2 separate regions of the Homo sapiens genome follow, and region 2 is linked to region 1. Evidence: chromatin contacts called from ENCODE Hi-C or POLR2A ChIA-PET data. All regions are on one chromosome and are shown on one strand. The core of a region is the stretch at or near the end of the contact, and the rest is flanking DNA. Distances in the headings are between cores, read along the strand shown. Region 1 overlaps SHB (SH2 domain containing adaptor protein B). Region 2 has its middle 81 kb from the start of ALDH1B1.

Region 1 (4,202 bases), core at 1,087-3,586:
CCCCTCGACAACACATGGGTAAACTGAGGTCCAGTGTGAGCAGAGGCTTGGCCAGATCTTCTGCCTCCCAGGGCCCTGCCTGAGCTCCCCACTTGTCTGTAGTCCAGAACACAGCCCCTGCCTCTTCTCCCCAGAGAAAAATTCTCCAACTCACAGACAAAGAGTGAGTCACCTGGGGGTGGGGGGCACTCCCATGAGAACCTGAGTATCTGGGATTCTAACACTTCAGAGACCACCGTTCCACGTTTTCCCTGGAGAAGAGTAAAAATTCTCGATTGCAGGCTCCAATTAAACATGGCAAGTGTTCCTCCCTCTTTTTACTTCCTAACCTTTAGGAGAGGCACAGAACCCACCGAATCCACGCCCCTCCTGCTTAGCCCCGCTTCATCATAAACTTGTCCTGGGACTTCCCTCTTGCCCTTTTTGGTCACATTTCTGGCAAAGACCAAGCCCTCAGCTCCTCAGCCAGTGCCACCCGGCTGCTTCTCTTGGGAGGGGGCAGGTTAGCGTTCCTCTCAACCCTTGGGGTTACATGAATTGTTATTTAAATTGTGGGTTTAATTAGAAACCACAGGAGCCTGTTCTCTCAGCTCCTGGAATGTAAGGCATTTGAGGGGCCTGCAAACTCAGGGGAAGGGAAAATCCCCCTTTGTCTGCCTGGTAAATGGCAGCTTGTGGCAGCCGTCCTGGCAGGGTGAGCAAGTGACCGCCAGCTGCCAGGAATGTGATGCCCGGAAAGGGACAGCAGGCGGCAGCTCTGTCCCTGGCAAGTGGCTGGAGGCCAACGGGAGGTTTAGCACACAGCGGTCACTGCTCCCCAAACAAGAGAAGCTCATCAGTGAAGACCGAAGCCCAGAGTGCCCAGCACTGGAGCATCTATGGCTCCCGCTGCCGCTACTCCACCACTTTCTCCGTGGCTGTGGCTCAGGCTCTGAGTCCCAGTGGGGACCCAGTAGGGGTGGCTTCCAGATGCTGACATTGTAATGGCAGCCTTTCTTGAGACTCACTGAGCTCAAATGACACCAGGCCAGGGAAAGAAGGGGTGGGAGAGAGCTAGGCCTTGCAATGTCTTTCATTTGCTATTTCTACTCTACCATTTGCAGAATACATTAGGGAGAAAATTATACACATAAACTGCTGTCAAACGGAACAGTTCAGATGCTGGTCAGGTGCAGGGTTTTGTGTCTCAGAGTTCAAGGGGCCAGACATCCAAATGGAGAAAATGAGTTGCTGCTGTGGATGACATCTAATCTTATTTCTCTTGTCCCAGATTTCCTCACTGTCTCTCTTCAACATGAACATGCTCCATCTATTTTGCAATAAGGAAGGGAAAAAATGTCTCCCCTGGAAAACAAAATCATTTGGGGGGATTTGCTGGCGGGGTGGGAGAGGCAGTTGGGTTGCAGTCTCCATAGTAATCTAGAAATCGCCATTCCAGCTCTCAGAAGTGCTCTGTAATTTGCAAACACAGAGGTTTGCAGGATATAAACCAAATCTTTGTTTGCCCTGGGACAGGAGTTCTGGAAGGACTGTGATTCAGCAAGTGCTACCTATATTTTCTAATTAAAATGAGATCTGAGCTCAGGCTGTCATGGAGCTGCGGCTGCCTGCTCCACTTACTTCCGTTTCAGTAAGAATGTACAAATCCTAAAACCAGGAAAAGCCCCTGGTCTCTGCTGACATATGGTTCCAGTTATACCTGCTGACAGTTGAAAATCCTTCCATTGAAAAAAAAAAAAAAGTCTAGAATTCTGTTAGTTTAAGAAGCAAATTGGAAAGTTCCTAAAATGTATATTTAATCAATTTGCTTTTGAACTTCAAAGTGAGGTTGGTGGAGGGAAAGAAATTTGAGGTTTGAGCAACCTGAAACTTTGCAAACACTACACTGAACTGTCTGATCTTTTGCAAAATGATGTCCTAGTTTTGGGAATAAAAATTCAACCAGGTGTTAGGAGAGTTGAGCAGGCAGTCAACCAGAGTGCCCTGTGAAGTACCATGGGCCCCAGCCATCAGGACTGGGCAGTGTGACCACTGTCCAAGCTGCCTGGGGCTCACCGCCAGTCCAGATGGCCATGCAGAAGGTTTGTGTGAAGCGTGCTGCTTTTTTGAGCTAAAAGAAAGAGAATGAGTTTTCTCCAGATGTGAGATTGGATTTCTGACGGGATTGCTTTTGCTTTGCTTTAAAACTTCCCAGTTAGTGGACAACTCCTGTATATCTAATTGAACAATTCAACCAAAAGGGAGCCAGCCGGGACTCCTCTGCAGGCCAGGCCACCTGGGTCCACAAGAAGCTTTCCTTTTAGTCTCAGATTGGCAGAGACCTGGCAGCCACAGAGGCAGAGCTGAGCAGTAGCAGAAAAAAAGGCTGTAGAGTGCGGCTGCTTAGTCAGTGAGCCACGTCATCTTTTGTTTGCTCGGCCTCTTGGGATGAGTGCTAAACCCCAGGCAAGCACCTTTCTTGCTTTCAGACAAAACTACAGACCCCAGGTCAGCCCAAAGCCCCTACAGGGCTTCCACAGGTTTGTCCTCCTGGAGACCTGCTCTGACCTCCCCTTGTTTTCCACAGGGCCCACTGCAGGGCGTTGTCAGTCACCTAGCAAACCAGCAGTGGCCTGGGGATGGCCTCTCCATGCCTCCTCTCTGGAACGCACACTGCTGGGGCCCCTGTGTTTTTATCTTAGAAACTTCACTTTGTGATAGGAAGTAGTCTGCAGCTGTTCATCCCAAAGGAAAGGACTAGAGGAAGGTGGGTGTTGCCCCTTGGCCACACTTCCCTATGGACTGGTCAGAGTTTTAGTTGCTTTTGTGGGACAGCTGCACTTGTGAGCAGAATTGGGTCCTCTCCACATGCTTTCAGTGGAAATGCACTTGGGTGGAGACACTTACAAGGGTAACTTTGGGCAGAATCCATTAAAATCCCCAAATGCGCCAAGTTTGACCCAGCAATTTTACTTCTCAGTATTTATTCCCAAATGTGCATAAGGGTCCATGGGAAGGATGCTGCCTGAAGTAATCATGAGAAACCACCCGAAACTACTGCATCCATCAATAGAGGAATCGCTAAATAAACTGTGCTAGTTCCATACGATGTAACATTATGCAGCAGGCTGAAAAAAAAAATTTAAAAAAAGCAGTTGCTCTGTGTGAGCTGGCACAGCACTCCATGACATAGCTCTGAATGGAAAGCAAGCAAGCTGTAGAATGATAACTACAACATCATACCTACTTAATGAAAAACAAAACAGAAACCTGTATCTCTATTAAGTTAAAGAAAGGGTCTGGGAGATGCACACTCCAAACTGACCCCTCTTTGGGAAGGAGGGAAGGACTTGGAATGGGGTGCTTAGGGGAAGTCAAAAGAGACCTTCTCTGCAATGTTAAAACATTTTCAAACAAGGAGAACCTATTCATGTACTATGTGCAAAACTAAACTTGCTTAAAAGCACTCCTCTTCCACAGGCTATTTTTGGTACAGTAGACAGAATGTTTCCCAAACTTGCCTGAAGACAGGAATGGCTTGGAACGCTTGTTAAGGAAACAGATTCCTAGCCCCAATAATCTGTATTTTAACAAGCAAGCCAGGTGATCCTTATCAGGAAAGCTTGGGAAACAATAAGCTAGAGCCAGCACCCTTCCCCACCAGTCTAGAGACAAGCCTCCAGATATTACTCTGGAATTGTACTTTTCCCAGGTATTGCTCAGCCCTGTTCGTTGAAGTGAAGCAAGAAGTTTGTGCTAACATGCAGCTCTTTTGTTTTCTTCCCTGGTGGTCAACTGGAGAAAAAGAGGACCCGACGTGCCATCTCCAGGATCTAAGACATGGAGGAAATGGTAACCCCTCTGCAATCATGTGGGCTGGCTCCAGATTGAGCAATTCGGCCTGTGCAGGGGGAGAGGGCTACCAAAATCTCACAAATCACCACTAAAGAACTTAGTCATGTAACCAAACACCACCTGTTCTCCAATAACCTATGAAAATAAAAATTTAAATAAATTTAAAAAAAGACTTCTGCCCTGTCACCACCCTGAAAGTGACGGGGTGGGGGGGTGGCCCAACAGGGATCCTAGCCCCGAGGATCTTGCAAGGCAAGGCTTTCTGTTTGAAACCCACAGCAGCTTTCAGGCCAAGGCCAATTTACTCTCAGCAAACTCGTTCTAGGAAGATCACCCGGCTACAGGAAGGGCTGGTGGCACTTCAGAAG
Region 2 (4,588 bases), core at 668-3,167, 290 kb after region 1:
TTAATCAGGTTCTGGGAGTTTGAATTTTATGCTGAAATACAAATAACTGTGCGTTTGTGGGGAACAAAGCCAAGATATGATCTCAACTGCATTTGGACCGAAATTCCCATCTCCTGCTAAATGCTCTCTACCTTCCACATGGAGAGCAACAAACCCTTTCTTGCTCCAAGCAGCTGTGCTCTTTTATCCCCTGCATCTAGGAAGGCAGGCGTGGTTGAGGCATGGCTGCTCACCCTGTGGCTGATTGCTGTTGTCTGTGTGAGCCTCGCTTTCCTGTTTGCATGCACTCCTATAGGCCCCCACAGTCTTCAGAGTCCAGTTCCCTGGACAGTCCTGTGAACTGGATTGCTCCAGTCCACCCTCCTTCTGGTTGGAGAGGCTGGGCAGCTTAAGATGACATTTCCCAGATGCCCTGTGGTGAGAATCATGGATGGGAAGTAAGTACCATCCATTGGGTACACTCGTATGAGTTTTGCAAATCAGAAGTGCAGAAGCCCCACTTTCCTGACCCCTGCTTGCTGTTCTTCCAGCAAGCAAGGCCACAGAAACACAGTTTCCCTGCAGCAGGGTTCCCTGTCCATTTTCCAGCTTGCTGGTACCCAGAGCCTTTTGCAGCAGCAGCTGCAACAGTGGAAGTTTTAGCTTTTGTATTCAAGCAGAGCCCCAGTGGGTTCTCAGAGGCATTAGCAACCCCAGTGGTCAGTTTTGTGCAGTCCTGAGAGTTCTTCCTGGAGCCAAGTCCTTTAACCCTCCCAATGACTGGGTAAGCACCCATGCCCTGGTTAAATCCTTTCCTGCCTAAGGAGCCAGTGGGATTTGTGTTCCCTGCGTTGAATCTGCTTGATACACCCCTAGCCTGGCTTTGATAAGAAATTCAGTCTCTTCCTAAATACAGTCATCTCTCTGAATCCAAAGAATGGTTGTGTCTATACTGAACACATACAGACTTTTTTTTATACAGTCATAATTCCCTAAACAATACCGTATAACAACTATTTACATCTCATTTACATTGTATTAGGTTTTTAAAATAATCTAGAGAAGATTTAAAGTATAGGGGAGGATGTGTACAGGTTATATGCAAATACTACGCCTTTTGATATCAGGGGCTTGAGTGTCTGTGAATTTTGGGATTTGTGAGCAGGTCCTGGAACCAATCCCCCAGAGAGCCAGGGAGAGCTGTGCTGCTTAGGATTTTTGCATCTGGGGTGGAGGTGGGGAATTTACATGTCATTGTCTGCTATCTCTTGTTCCAAAATTCCATAGTAGCTTCCACTCTGCCACCTTTGGTTGCCTCTTCACTATGTGTGTTAGTCAGGCTTCTCCTGAGAAACAGAGTCAGTGTGCGTGTGTGTGTGTGTGTGTGTGTGTGTGTGTGTGTGTGTAGAGGGAGAGAGATCTATTTTAAGGAACTGACTCACTCAAGTGTGTCCCCTCCCTCCCAGCTCCAGCTTGGGTGCTGCCCCTGCCTAGCTGAGGCCTCCACGCCGTGGCTCACCACATAGAGACACAGGTTTCTCCGTGTCTCCGGATCCATGGGATTTCCTTGATCGGCTCTGCCCCTGTGGATTCCTGGTGAGTCATGGCATCCTCTTTGCCTCCATTGCTCCCAATTATACAACAGAATGGTGGGTGCAGCCAGGCTCCTACCAGGACCCTGGGGCTTTTCAGGGGACCCTGCACCTGGGACCCTCCAGAAGCTTGGATTCCAGAGACCAGCTTCAAAATGAGACTCATGCCCACCAGAAGCTTTCCTCACATGGCCAGCCTGGGCTCCCACGGCAGGTTCTGGAGCCCTCTGATACATCCCTGTCTTCCTCTTCTGCTCAATGGCACCGACAGGGCAAATATGAGAGTCCCTGGCTCCTGTGAGCAGCCTTAGCTTCTGGGAGACTCCAGCAGCCCCCTCCAGAGTGGCTCAGCCAGCAGCCTCTGCTCAGTTCCCTTCAGGACAGCTCCTGGCAGCTCCCCTCGGCTTCCATTGGCTGAGGTTTCTTCCTCCTTTGCAGTGCTGGGCAGGACTCTGGGCTGCTCACCACCCCTGGGAAAGGAGCAAGGGAGTGGCCAAGCTGTCTGTGGGATGCGGCTTCAGGAGAGGGCCCACCACGAGAGAGCCAGAGTCACAGCCGGCGGCTCCATCAGAGGGCTGGACCCCTAGAGTGGGCTGGGCAGAGGGCTGCTCTCCTGCCTGCTCGTGATGTCTCTCAGTTCTGCACTCATTCTATTCCTCGTGCATCTTTGCATTCTGGTCTCAACAGCTCTCACGGTAGCATGTTGACTTCCCTGCTGACGCTATTGGTGGGTGTACAAAGGGCAGCCTGGCCTCATACCACCCACTGCACTTTGCTCAGCACTGTCAACACGGACACTCAGAGAGTAAGAAGGACCCTGCTTCTGCCCACAGCACCTTGGGGGCTTTCTCCAGGAGTCCCCTCCCTGTCGCTTCTATCCTGAGTCAGTCTTGGGGTTACCAGGGAGCAGGAAGCACACAGCACAAGGACAGAATGAGTGAAGCAGATGAAAGCCACTTGTGTAGCACCTGGCATCATCATAGGTGCTCAGCACTGAACCAGCAGGGGCTGGGAGGCAGAGAGAGAACCACACCACACACCCAGCTCCCCGCCTCCCAGGTCACGGCTCCGTTTTCTGTTGGGCCCTGTGTGCCTCACTAATGTCAGCATTTGCCAAACGGTGAACTGCAGAAATCACGTCAAATGTACATCTGACCCTAGATACGTGGCATCCCCCTACCCATGGCAAGCATCTTCTTGGTCTATTTCTTGGCTCAAGGAGTCTCTTTATGCCTTAGCACCTCCTTAATGGCCCAAGGTTCTAGACTTCTGCAGACAGCATGGCACTGCCTCCCCTTCATCAGCTCTGTGCTACTTCCAGCCCTGGCCTGCCTTGAGGCTTGAAGAGGAAACCCTGGGAGGCCCCATGGTGGAAAACGGAGAGGAATGGGCCAGGCCGAACCCTGGGCTTCTACCTCACTTTGCTCTGCCCAGCTGTGGGAACCCAGGAAGGTCACAGCTCAAGCATCAGTGTCCCATCTGCCACCGGAGAGGTTATGGGTCTCAAATGCCAGCCTCTGAGGCATTTGGTCCCCTCACCTCCTGGACACAAATAGAAAACTCACTGAGTCCTGCTTGCATTTACACACCGAGCTGGTCTTGTGATGTCTCCCCTTAGCATGGCTTTGTTCAATGTCCCTCTGCTTGTCACAGTGCCACTTATTATGCTCTGTCTAGACTGCCTAACAAGGCCGGGTGCAGTGGCTCACACCTGTAATCTCAGCACTCTGAGAGGCTGAGGCAGGCAGATCACTGGAGGTCAGGAGTTTGAGACCAGCCTTGCCAACCTGGTGAAACCCCATCTCTATGAAAAATACAAAAAATAGCTGGGCGTGGTGGCGCATGCCTGTAATGCCAGCTACTTGGGAGGCTGAGGCAGGAGAATCACTTGAACCCGGGAGGCAGAGGCTGCAGTGAGCCGAGATTGTGCCACTGCATGAGAGAGTGACAGTGTTGCAACAGTGAGAGAGACTCTGTTGCAAAAAAAAAAAATTTTAATAAAAATAAAAAACTGCCTCACAAAACTGAATGCCCAGGACGGGGAAGGTGTTGCTGAGCAGACGCCCTGTGGAAAGGCCAAGGGTGTTACTCAGCCATGGACACAGTGAAAGTGGGTGCCACCCACAACCATTCCCAAAGCTTGGCTCTATAAATCCTGGACCCCTGAGCCATCAATTTGAACACCCATGTATTTATGCCAAAGCATCCTTCCCTTTTCCAGCTGAGCTACAATACGAATTCAAGACTCCTGGCCATCTCCATATACCCTCTGCTTCAGAGACATTATTAAGCTACTTATAATTAGGAATAATAACGCCTGCAGATGCATTTTAATACAACCCACAAAAGGAGCTGTGTGGGTTTCTTCGTTCCCCAGCACGAAAGCAAACAACTCTTCCCCTGTTGTCTAGATCCAACTGCTTCACTTTCCAACAGCTGCTCTGACAGATGAGGGACAGGCAGAAGGTCAGAGTGAGCTGACCGACTTCCAGGCACAAAGGACAAAAGGATCTGAAATGTGGAGGGACTCATTGGAGGTCCCCGGCAGCTGGCTGAATTGTCTGGCTCTACACAGTGGGGAAACCGTGAGAAAGAGGGAGATGTCTCCTTTCAAACCTGGGCACTGGAACTTTCCTGGCTCTGACATCATCTTTTTTCTTCTTCTTTTTTAGTTTTATTTTACTTTAAGTTCTGGGATACATGTGCTGAATGTGCAGGTTTGTTACATAGGTATACATGTGCCATGGTGGTTTGCTGCACCCATCAAGCCATCATCTAGGTTTTAAGCCCCATATGCATTAGGTATTTGTCCTAATGCTCTCCCTCCCCTTGCTCTCTAACCCCCAACAGACCCCGATGTGTGATGTTCCCCTCCCGGTATCCATGTGTTCTCGTTGTTCAACTCCCACTTATGAGTGAGAACATGTGGTGTTTGGTTTTCTGTTCCTGTGTTAGTTTGCTGAGGATGATGGTTTCCAGCTTCATCCATGTCCCTGCAAAGGACCTGAACTCATTCT

What was found. A loop is a pair of places that touch in the nucleus more often than their neighbours do. ChIA-PET counts read pairs that join two places held with the same protein, here RNA polymerase II (POLR2A). Pooled maps may share reads with other maps.
Region 2: a map of posterior vena cava shows a loop between it and region 1 (4-fold over the local background). The contact joins two enhancer-like sites. A Hi-C loop is called at or near these places in 1 of 168 maps with a recorded cell type or tissue (posterior vena cava) and 2 of 50 pooled maps. POLR2A ChIA-PET finds 5 or more read pairs at or near these places in 1 of 52 experiments (activated naive CD4-positive, alpha-beta T cell).

The regions. Positions count from the first base shown.
Region 1 is chr9:38,016,780-38,020,981 of GRCh38, forward strand. The region is part of intron 1 of SHB (SH2 domain containing adaptor protein B); the gene reads right to left. Among named protein-coding and RNA genes, the nearest start is that of SHB, 50 kb to the right of the region's middle. RefSeq lists enhancers at 107-870, 2,233-2,527 and a silencer at 553-847. Within about 2 kb of position 2,337, at least 14 of the 41 ENCODE cell types and tissues checked have a DNase peak (open chromatin) inside an H3K27ac peak, as active enhancers do.
Region 2 is chr9:38,309,579-38,314,166 of GRCh38, forward strand. No RefSeq gene overlaps it. Among named protein-coding and RNA genes, the nearest start is that of ALDH1B1, 81 kb to the right of the region's middle. RefSeq lists an enhancer at 1,337-1,895. Within about 2 kb of position 1,918, at least 4 of the 41 ENCODE cell types and tissues checked have a DNase peak (open chromatin) inside an H3K27ac peak, as active enhancers do.